Linked DNA regions of Homo sapiens: all the other regions are linked to region 2. Evidence: chromatin contacts called from ENCODE Hi-C or POLR2A ChIA-PET data. All regions are on one chromosome and are shown on one strand. The core of a region is the stretch at or near the end of the contact, and the rest is flanking DNA. Distances in the headings are between cores, read along the strand shown.

The links. Hi-C counts contacts between places; a loop is a spot of excess contacts on that map. ChIA-PET counts read pairs that join two places held with the same protein, here RNA polymerase II (POLR2A). Pooled maps may share reads with other maps.
Region 1: a map of PC-9 shows a loop between it and region 2 (10-fold over the local background). The contact joins two enhancer-like sites. A Hi-C loop is called at or near these places in 1 of 168 maps with a recorded cell type or tissue (PC-9) and 5 of 50 pooled maps. POLR2A ChIA-PET finds 5 or more read pairs at or near these places in 1 of 52 experiments (Caco-2).
Region 3: a loop to region 2 is called in a map of MCF 10A, with 6 times the contacts of the local background. The contact joins two enhancer-like sites. A Hi-C loop is called at or near these places in 4 of 168 maps with a recorded cell type or tissue (MCF 10A, chondrocyte, mammary epithelial cell and 1 more), 6 of 37 single-sample maps with no recorded cell type and 13 of 50 pooled maps. POLR2A ChIA-PET finds 5 or more read pairs at or near these places in 1 of 52 experiments (activated T-cell).

The regions. Positions count from the first base shown.
Region 1 is chr3:72,727,821-72,730,521 of GRCh38, forward strand. It overlaps a transcript of SHQ1 not described here. Among named protein-coding and RNA genes, the nearest start is that of SHQ1, 120 kb to the right of the region's middle. Within about 2 kb of position 1,296, at least 2 of the 41 ENCODE cell types and tissues checked have a DNase peak (open chromatin) inside an H3K27ac peak, as active enhancers do; they include PC-9, where a contact is called at or near this core.
Region 2 is chr3:72,337,687-72,340,386 of GRCh38, forward strand. No RefSeq gene overlaps it. Among named protein-coding and RNA genes, the nearest start is that of RYBP, 110 kb to the right of the region's middle. RefSeq lists a silencer at 1,715-1,824. Within about 2 kb of position 1,430, at least 10 of the 41 ENCODE cell types and tissues checked have a DNase peak (open chromatin) inside an H3K27ac peak, as active enhancers do; they include PC-9, where a contact is called at or near this core.
Region 3 is chr3:72,819,857-72,822,564 of GRCh38, forward strand. The region is part of intron 6 of SHQ1 (SHQ1, H/ACA ribonucleoprotein assembly factor); the gene reads right to left. Among named protein-coding and RNA genes, the nearest start is that of SHQ1, 27 kb to the right of the region's middle. RefSeq lists enhancers at 2,391-2,440, 2,461-2,708. Within about 2 kb of position 1,360, at least 13 of the 41 ENCODE cell types and tissues checked have a DNase peak (open chromatin) inside an H3K27ac peak, as active enhancers do.

The DNA.
Region 1 (2,701 bases), core at 46-2,545, 390 kb after region 2:
GACCAGATCACCTCCGCTCACACCTGCAACCAACACGGCTCATCAGCACACACATGCCACCCAAGCAGTTCATCAGGCACAACCCTGATCCTTCAGGAGGGCATTACTCTGGCCATGAGAGTGCACTCAGCCTGCGTGAAGAGCAAGCCGTGGAGTCCCTGGAAGCAGCCATCACCAAAGATGGGGCACTGGGATAATTTAGGGGCATGTTCCCTACTGTTCCCCAGGGCTCTCCAGTGGGACTGTGGTCTAGTTGTCCACGATGGCAACACACGGTGAATGCTTTGCTTCCCCTCCCTGTCTTACTTCCCTACTCTCTTACCAGTACTTCCTGGAGTCACCTCCCAAACAAAAGGATTTGCACTGCAATATCTGCCTCGGAGTCTGCTTCCAGGAAAACCCAAAGCAAGGCGGTGCTTTTGTGCAATTTATTAAGAGGAACCCCTCTGGGTTGATGGGGCTTCAGGGGTGCAGAGCCTGGCAAGCAACCCTTTCCTGTCAGTCTGACGAATTCCCACACCACGTACCAACAGGTAGGTGACATGTGGGCTCGATTTCAGCCTCACCTGACTCCTCTGAGGGGCATCTTTGCCCTGCACTAGAGGCCCGAGGCAGCTATAGACACATCCACCACTTCTGTCTTCTTGGCTTTGGACAGAAACAGTTAATCTGAAAGGAGCAACAAGTCTACATCTGAGGCATACCAGAAATTCCACCAACAGACTCTGAACCCTCCTGAAAATTCAGGGAGGGAGAAGAGCATGGAAGCCAACAGTGCAGAGTTTGGGGTGCGGCTGCTCTGAAGTCAAATCTGCCTCTACCACTTCCTTGCCGTGTGACTTGGGGTAAAGTATTTCACCTGTCTGGAGCTTCCATTGCCTCACCTGGAAAAGGGATGCAATTGCTTGAGGCACAAGTTAGGAAGCAAATCAACAGCATAGATGCAGTGCCTGGAGATCAGAAGGTGCCCTTTCAGTGTAAGTCCCTCCTCATTCTTCCCCCAAATGGCCTGAGGGGTTCACTACAGGGCCACGCCCAAGTGGGACCCAGAAGCAGAAGCCTCTGAGGCTCCTTGACGCTCAGAACCAGGTCAGTGCCATGCTGTTGTTGGATTCTCGCTGCTACTGAGAGCCCAGATATAAAATGTTAATGTGCAAGGAAGCCAGCCGACCAGGTGACGGTGACAAACCTCACGTCCCATCTGTTCTTCCCCTCCCTCCACTCCAGGTTGGGCACGAAAAACAACTCCGTGATTCCTCTTTGCTGAGTAAACTGATGCGTGAATGAACAAATAAACCTCTGAGAGATTCCAATGCCAGGGGAGGCCCCGAGCTTTTATCTTGTGACTTGTGTGCCAGGAGCATAAATAGTCACGGTTGCCCCTGGATTCGTTAGTGGCTCCTATTGGGTTTTGAGCCACCCCAGGCTTTCCTCACCTGGAGGTGCTGATTTCAACGTGAGTCACAGGCCTCCGAACTTAAGCACAGACCCTGCTGAGCTGATTATTCCACCCTAGAGAAATCGCCAATGTGACCTGTGAGAATGAAGATTCTTGGAGCCTGGGGCCGCTGCTCGTGCTGCCTCCAGCCTCCTGATCGACCAGTCCAGATAAGGCTGCATTACCCACCAGGAAACACACGCCTATAGCCACAAATTCCAGGTCTTGCAAACACATTGAGGACCAGGAAAAAAATAAAAGGCATTGGCTCGAAATAAAGAAAAAGATGCAAAATTGAAATGAAGAAATGCTTAATTAAATGTCTAAAAAACACTAGGTCCACTTTGTTCATTAAGTTTGTTTTCATTAAAATCTTATTACATCTAAACACAATTTATGGGTTGGTTCCCTCACTTTGTAATAACTCCTGAGTTTGCATGAGAAAGCACAGCCAATAGCATTATACAGTGAAGGAATTACTACTCATAGCCAAGTAAGTTCAAAAGCAAAATTCCACAAATTATTTTTTTATTTTTAATTTTCAAATTAAATTTTATTTTATTTTATTTATTTATTTTTGAGACGGAGTCTCACTGTCGCCCAGGCTGGAGTGCAGTGGCGCGATCTCGTCTCACTGCAGGCTCTGCCCCCCGGGGTTCACGCCATTCTCCTGCCTCGGCCTCCCGAGTAGCTGGGACTACAGGCGCCCGCCACCTCACCAGGCTAATTTTTTGTATTTTTAGTAGAGACGGGGTTTCACCGTGTTAGCCAGGATGGTCTCGATCTCCTGACCTCGTGATCCGCCTGCCTCGGCTTCCCAAAGTGCTGGAATTACAGGCGTGAGCCACCGTGCCCGGCCCTAAATTTTATTTTTTTAGAGACAGGGTCTCACTGTTGCCCAGGCTGGGGCACAGTGATGCAATCATAACTCACTGTAGCCCTGAACTCCTGGGTTCAAGTGATCCTCCCACCTCAGCCTCCCGAGTAGCTGGGACTACAGACATGTGTCACCACACCTGGATAATTTTTTATTTTGTGTAGAGATGGGGTATCACTATGTTGTGCAGGCTGATCTTGAATTCCTGGCCTCAAGTGATCCCCTGCCTCAGCCTCCCAAAGTGCTGAGATTACAGGCATAAGCCACTGTGCCAGGTTTAAAAATTCTTTAAAATGTATTTACATTAACAAACATATGATATAGGTACACTGGATACTTGATATATAATGTGGGAGAGGCTTCTAAAAGGAACCAGAGCCAACGGA
Region 2 (2,700 bases), core at 180-2,679:
GTGGTGTGTGTGTGGGGGGGAGGGACTGGCACTGTGGAACACCAGGACAGGATCTGAGTGTGGGTGGGTTAGGTTCACCTATGTAGAGCAAGGCGGAAGTGACGAGGAAGTGGAGGAGCAAGAGGAGAGGGAGGAAAAGGAAGGGGGAAGCGAGGGAGGCAAAAGGAGGAGGCCAGCGATTGCAGGGGTATCTCATACTCTCACTCTCCCCTACCTGGGGACAGCAGGGGTGTTGGAAAGGGCACTGGGGGTCCCTGCTCTGAGAAAACCCTCATGGGGCATCCAGGTGGTGGACTGGAAAACTGTCCCAAGGGTCTTCTGCCCTCTCTCCATGGCCGTCAGCCCCATGGCCTCTCTGGCTGACAAGTGGGTTCCCCTGAACTCATATGTCAACTTAATTGCCTCCCCCTGCCCCTATCCTTCCTGATGAATAGGAGTAGCTGGCTGACTGGGGACCACTTATTCTGGACATTGCTGAAGAGGGTCAAGGCATGCTTTCGGTTTGATCTAGGGTTTCTGTCAGTGATCGCTAGTGATTCATGTGATACTGTAAGAAGTCAGTCAGGGCCTTGGTGTTGACAAGGTTAGATGATTGATTGACTGACTGACTGACTGACTGACTGACTGACTGATGGTCACTGTGGGTTTCACTGTAGCTGGCTGGCTGTGATCTGGACTGACCAGGCCATGGACTGTGGGAGCTTGTGACTATGACTGGGCCAACTGCAACTGGGCTGATGGATTCAGTGGATTGAACATGACTGGTGAGGAGACAGGTTGACAAGGAGACCAACTCATTGACCACATGCATGATGGACTGACTGGCCAGTTGATGACAATGGGTTTGGTGTATGGTTGACTGGTTGGTTGTTTAATTCAAACTGACTGGATAACTAGGCAGCTTACTATGACTGACTATTGTGACTGCCTGCCTGGCTGACTGAGGGAATAACTGAGTCAGTGTGACTGGCAGGCTGATTCAGACTGACTGGATGTCTGGATGACTATGATCTCCTAACTGATAGCCGTCAGTGATGATCTTGACTGACTGACTAGCCGGCTCTGGGATTGGCTGTCTCTTCCAGACTGACTTGGTAACCGTGGGTCTGACTGTGACCCCTGCGTCTTGACTGACCGCCTTGATTGCATGCCTGACATTTTGAGATCAACTGACTGGCTGGTTGCCTGGTGTTTCATTGTGGCTGTGGCACAGCCTACGGCTACCTGTGACTAACCATGAAACTGACTACACCCAACTCACAGGACAGACCGGGTGGACTGACCACCTGCCTTAGTCATGGAAAACTGACTCTGGCTGACTCAACTGCCAGAGACTGACTGAGATGAACAGGCCAGCCAAGAGACAGCTGGGTGACTCGTGGTGAGTGGCTTTGTCTGACTGGATGGCTGTGACAATGTAACTGAGTCTGGCTGTGAGACAATAACCTGTGGATTGACTGACTTGAATGTGTTGACTGGGTGGCTGAATCTGATTGGCTATGTGGGTGACTGATGACTCCTGGCTGACTGGCTAACCCTGCCTTGACTGACTGATTGATGGGCTGACAGATCGAGTTTGACCAGGCAGCAGGAGACCTGCTGACCACGGCTGTGACTCACTGTGTGAGCGGCCATGTCTGACTGTGTAACACAATCTGACCAAGAGACAATGACTAATTGACTGACCAACTGACTGAGATTGGCTGGGTGTCTGACTGACCAGCTGTGACTGCAACTCCTGATGTGAGTGGGCGTTGACTGGGTGGCCCTGACTCGTATAGGCAAGTCTGGCTGTGAGACAACAGCTAACTCCCTGACTGGCCCAGTGTGCCAACTGGCTGACTGCTTGAGGCTGGCCAACAGACCAGCTGACCGTGCCTGGGACTCACGGTGTGCGTGGCCATGCCTCACTGTGTGGCCCTGGCTGTGTCTCGGAGTCTGACTGTGAGACAAGGGCAGACTGACTGACTTTCCTGGCCAACTGCCTCCAGGTAGCCTGTCAACACAGTCCCTACCCTTCCCAAAACCATTAAAGTGCTGCAGTGGGAGCTGGCCCAGCCTGAGGGGACAGAGCAGCTTCTGTGGAGCAGCAGGGACAGGAAGAGGGAAGCAGGAGCCGCTGGAGGGAGAAGAGGAGTAGGCCCTGCCCAGGAATGGGCCACACGGAAAGTTCTCCACCTCACCCTGGCGGGGGCTGGGTCACAGGCACACGTTCTTGGAGCTGTGTTTTGGCTCTAGTCTTATAGCTCCTTTGTTTGGGGGTGAGGGGGGAGGGGAGCTGGGGGAACCTATAAACATATTGAGCCAATAACTCACCTACAGGACTCCAATTATAGGGCTGGGGGAGAGAGGATAGCTGGGTGGGGGTGGGGCGGGCCACGGGCAGCCATTTATGGGGCTTGGATTGGGGCCAAACGCTGCCCTAGAAAATCCAGGTCTTGGAATGCAGGGCTGGAGAAGTCTTAGGAAGGAGCAATGTGTCTGTCAGTCACACCTCTGTTACCGCCACCATTTTATAGCTGGGGAAACAGAGGCCCACAGCCCTCAAGAGCCCAGGGCATTTCCCACACCCGGCCCCCCCTGGGGCTGTCCCCCAGAGCCCGGGCAGGTGGTGAGCCTCAGCCCTCCCTTACTCTCCCGCAAGATGCTGGGCAGCAGAATTTGGGGGGCAGGGTCGATGACCTTGGGCAAGTTACTCCA
Region 3 (2,708 bases), core at 110-2,609, 480 kb after region 2:
TTAAGGAAATGGCATGAAGGCATATACTCACTGCAGGAAGAAAGCATACCTGACAAAATATTTTATGACTCCTTGTATTTAGCAAGAAGGTTAGAGACAGTATTCCCTTAGGTATGGTTTTTGAGATGTTCATTAATTTAGCTAATGGGAAAATGCCAGGTGTTCATGATCTCTGACTAGAGAAAAGTCTTTATATCCTAGTTGACTAATAGACCCCTGCTCCCACATAATTCTCAATCACAAAGTAAGCATGCCCAGAAACTATTTAGCAACATGTCAACTCTCTACATATTTATGCCTTCATTTTTAAGTAATCATACCTATCGACGTTTATCCATTTATAAAAGTTGACCTAGGCAATGTAGGTTCTGACGTTACATTATCCACATGTAAGTATTTCTACATTAGTCATTTTCAATAACTGTGCACAGAAGAAAAACCTACTTGAATTATTCTTCTGAATTCTTGGATACTAGGAGCTGCTAGACTTTCCCTAAAACACTTCCACCTTTTACTGAGCATTTATAAGTTCCACTGTGGCCTACTTCATTAATAACACACAAATGCATTTAAATTCTGAAATTCAAGCAAAGAAATCAGAGATGATAAATAACAATAACAACAAACCAGGAAATCACTAGAGAAACCAAAAGTCTGAGCTCCCTAAGGCCTTTTTTATTAGAGCTGTAAATCATATCACCCAAAGGGGAACTTGGGGGAAGTTTGCACACAATCAAGTCTAACCTAGCAGCAGTACTGGAAATAACTACAGATGCAGTGCCAACAATGCTTGGATGATTGCCACCATGAATAACATTTGTCAAGCATTTGTATGACTTAGCTACACTACAAAGCAGCTTTGCTATATAGTTCACAATGTTTTGGCTAATTATACTTTTAAAAATAATCTCCAGTGAAACAAAAGTCAGCTGAACTCTCAATACATTTGAGGAGGAAACTGGTGCCCTAGCATTGAAGCAAATGGCCAAGGACCACCTCCCAACATCAAAAACCCCACCAATATGTCTGAAGGCTGCAAAGGGACTATCAAAATGAAAGATGTCTGCAAGGTAGTCACTTTTCTCTTCCAAATATTTTCTAATTTTGTTACTTTTAAATCCTCCCTTCCTCTCTAAATCCCCCTCCCAAACATCCCTCTTATCTGGGTCAACAATTAAATCACAAAGGATCTCAATGCTCTCAGAGTAACGCACATCTGTCTATTACATTGTACATTCACTGGAACCAGATCAAGGGAACCAGAAAAAATTGTGCTGCATTCAAACCTTCAGCCTAAATGGGTAGCCCTGCAGTGCTACAACTTTCAAAGTTGACACTGACAGTTATCTCTACAAACACTGAAGGGCTCACTGGTGCCAAACAGGATGTCCCTGCTAGGAAGTTCATTGACTATAAATGTTACGTGGTGTCATAACAAGCAATAACGTGCCAAGACTCTGGAGCTTCAGATTAACCACTGAAAGACAACATGGGAAATGCGGTGAGTTCATCCTCATGAAACCAGAGCTCAGGGGAAGCACGGCGTTTAACACTTCCATTTACAAGCCTTTGGGGAGGAAAATCTGGATCACTACAAAGCTGGAGAAAAGTCTCCCTGTTGTAACTCAGGGCTGTGATGAAAACGACAAGAATTACAACCAAGGGAGAAAAAGAGGGAGCAAAGTTCACCACCTAAGGCTTATCTGGAATTCAAAGCAATCTAGGTTAATATTTTATGATACAGAATGAATCAAAGGTACACCCCTCACCTGCACTGTTGTATCTGCCTGGCGACACCTGATGAGGAGGTGTTAAACAGACAACAGCCCACGCTATGACACAAAGAGGAAGAAGGCCAGAGAGGCAAAGAACAAAGAGGAAGAGGAGAAAAGGTACAGCAGCATGCACCATAGTTCAGCAGAAAACTGTGATGTTTATTTCTTGGTTTATTTCTTTTCCCCCATATTTTATCCTGGCTCAACACACTTCAATTTATTCCTCCAATTCTGAGTGCCCCAAATATTTGAACCAGGATTTTTCAAATGAGAGAGAAATCTTGTTAACAAGGAACTTTCCCTTAAAGCTTTCTAAATGTATAAAAATTGTAATTTCACAGAGAAACCATCCAACTCCTGGCTCTCCTGTGACTGATTTTACTCTACAATAATAATTTCTAACATTTACAGGATTTTAAATACATCGTTTCATTCAATCTCAGGACAACTCTGAGGTAGGTACAGCATTCCACAGCAACCCAAAGGTGCAAGATCATATCGCAGGCATGTGGTGGAACAAGAAGTCCAACCCCAAGCCTACATTTAGTTTATATCTTACATTTGGTATTATTAGAAGAGACACGCTGTTCGACACAAAGCTCAAGTTCGTCTACCTTAGATCACATGTCCTTGCTATTTTTAAAGGTGGTTTTTAGAATGAATCACCATAATGGCTTTGCAGACTATGACTGTTCCTGATGCACCAGCCTGGCTATCAGTCATGGGTCAGATGAAGGGTCAGGAGGGCAGGTGGTTAAAAGGACTGAGTGGCTTGATCTCCTGCTAAAATTACACAAAGAAGACTAAGAGCATTGCTGACACAGAAAACTGGACTGAGAACAAGCTACAGTTTATCAAAGTAGAGCAAGTTAGAATTTAAATCAAAGGGAACGCCTTCTCTTGATTTTTAGGGCAACTAGCTCACCCTGGTGG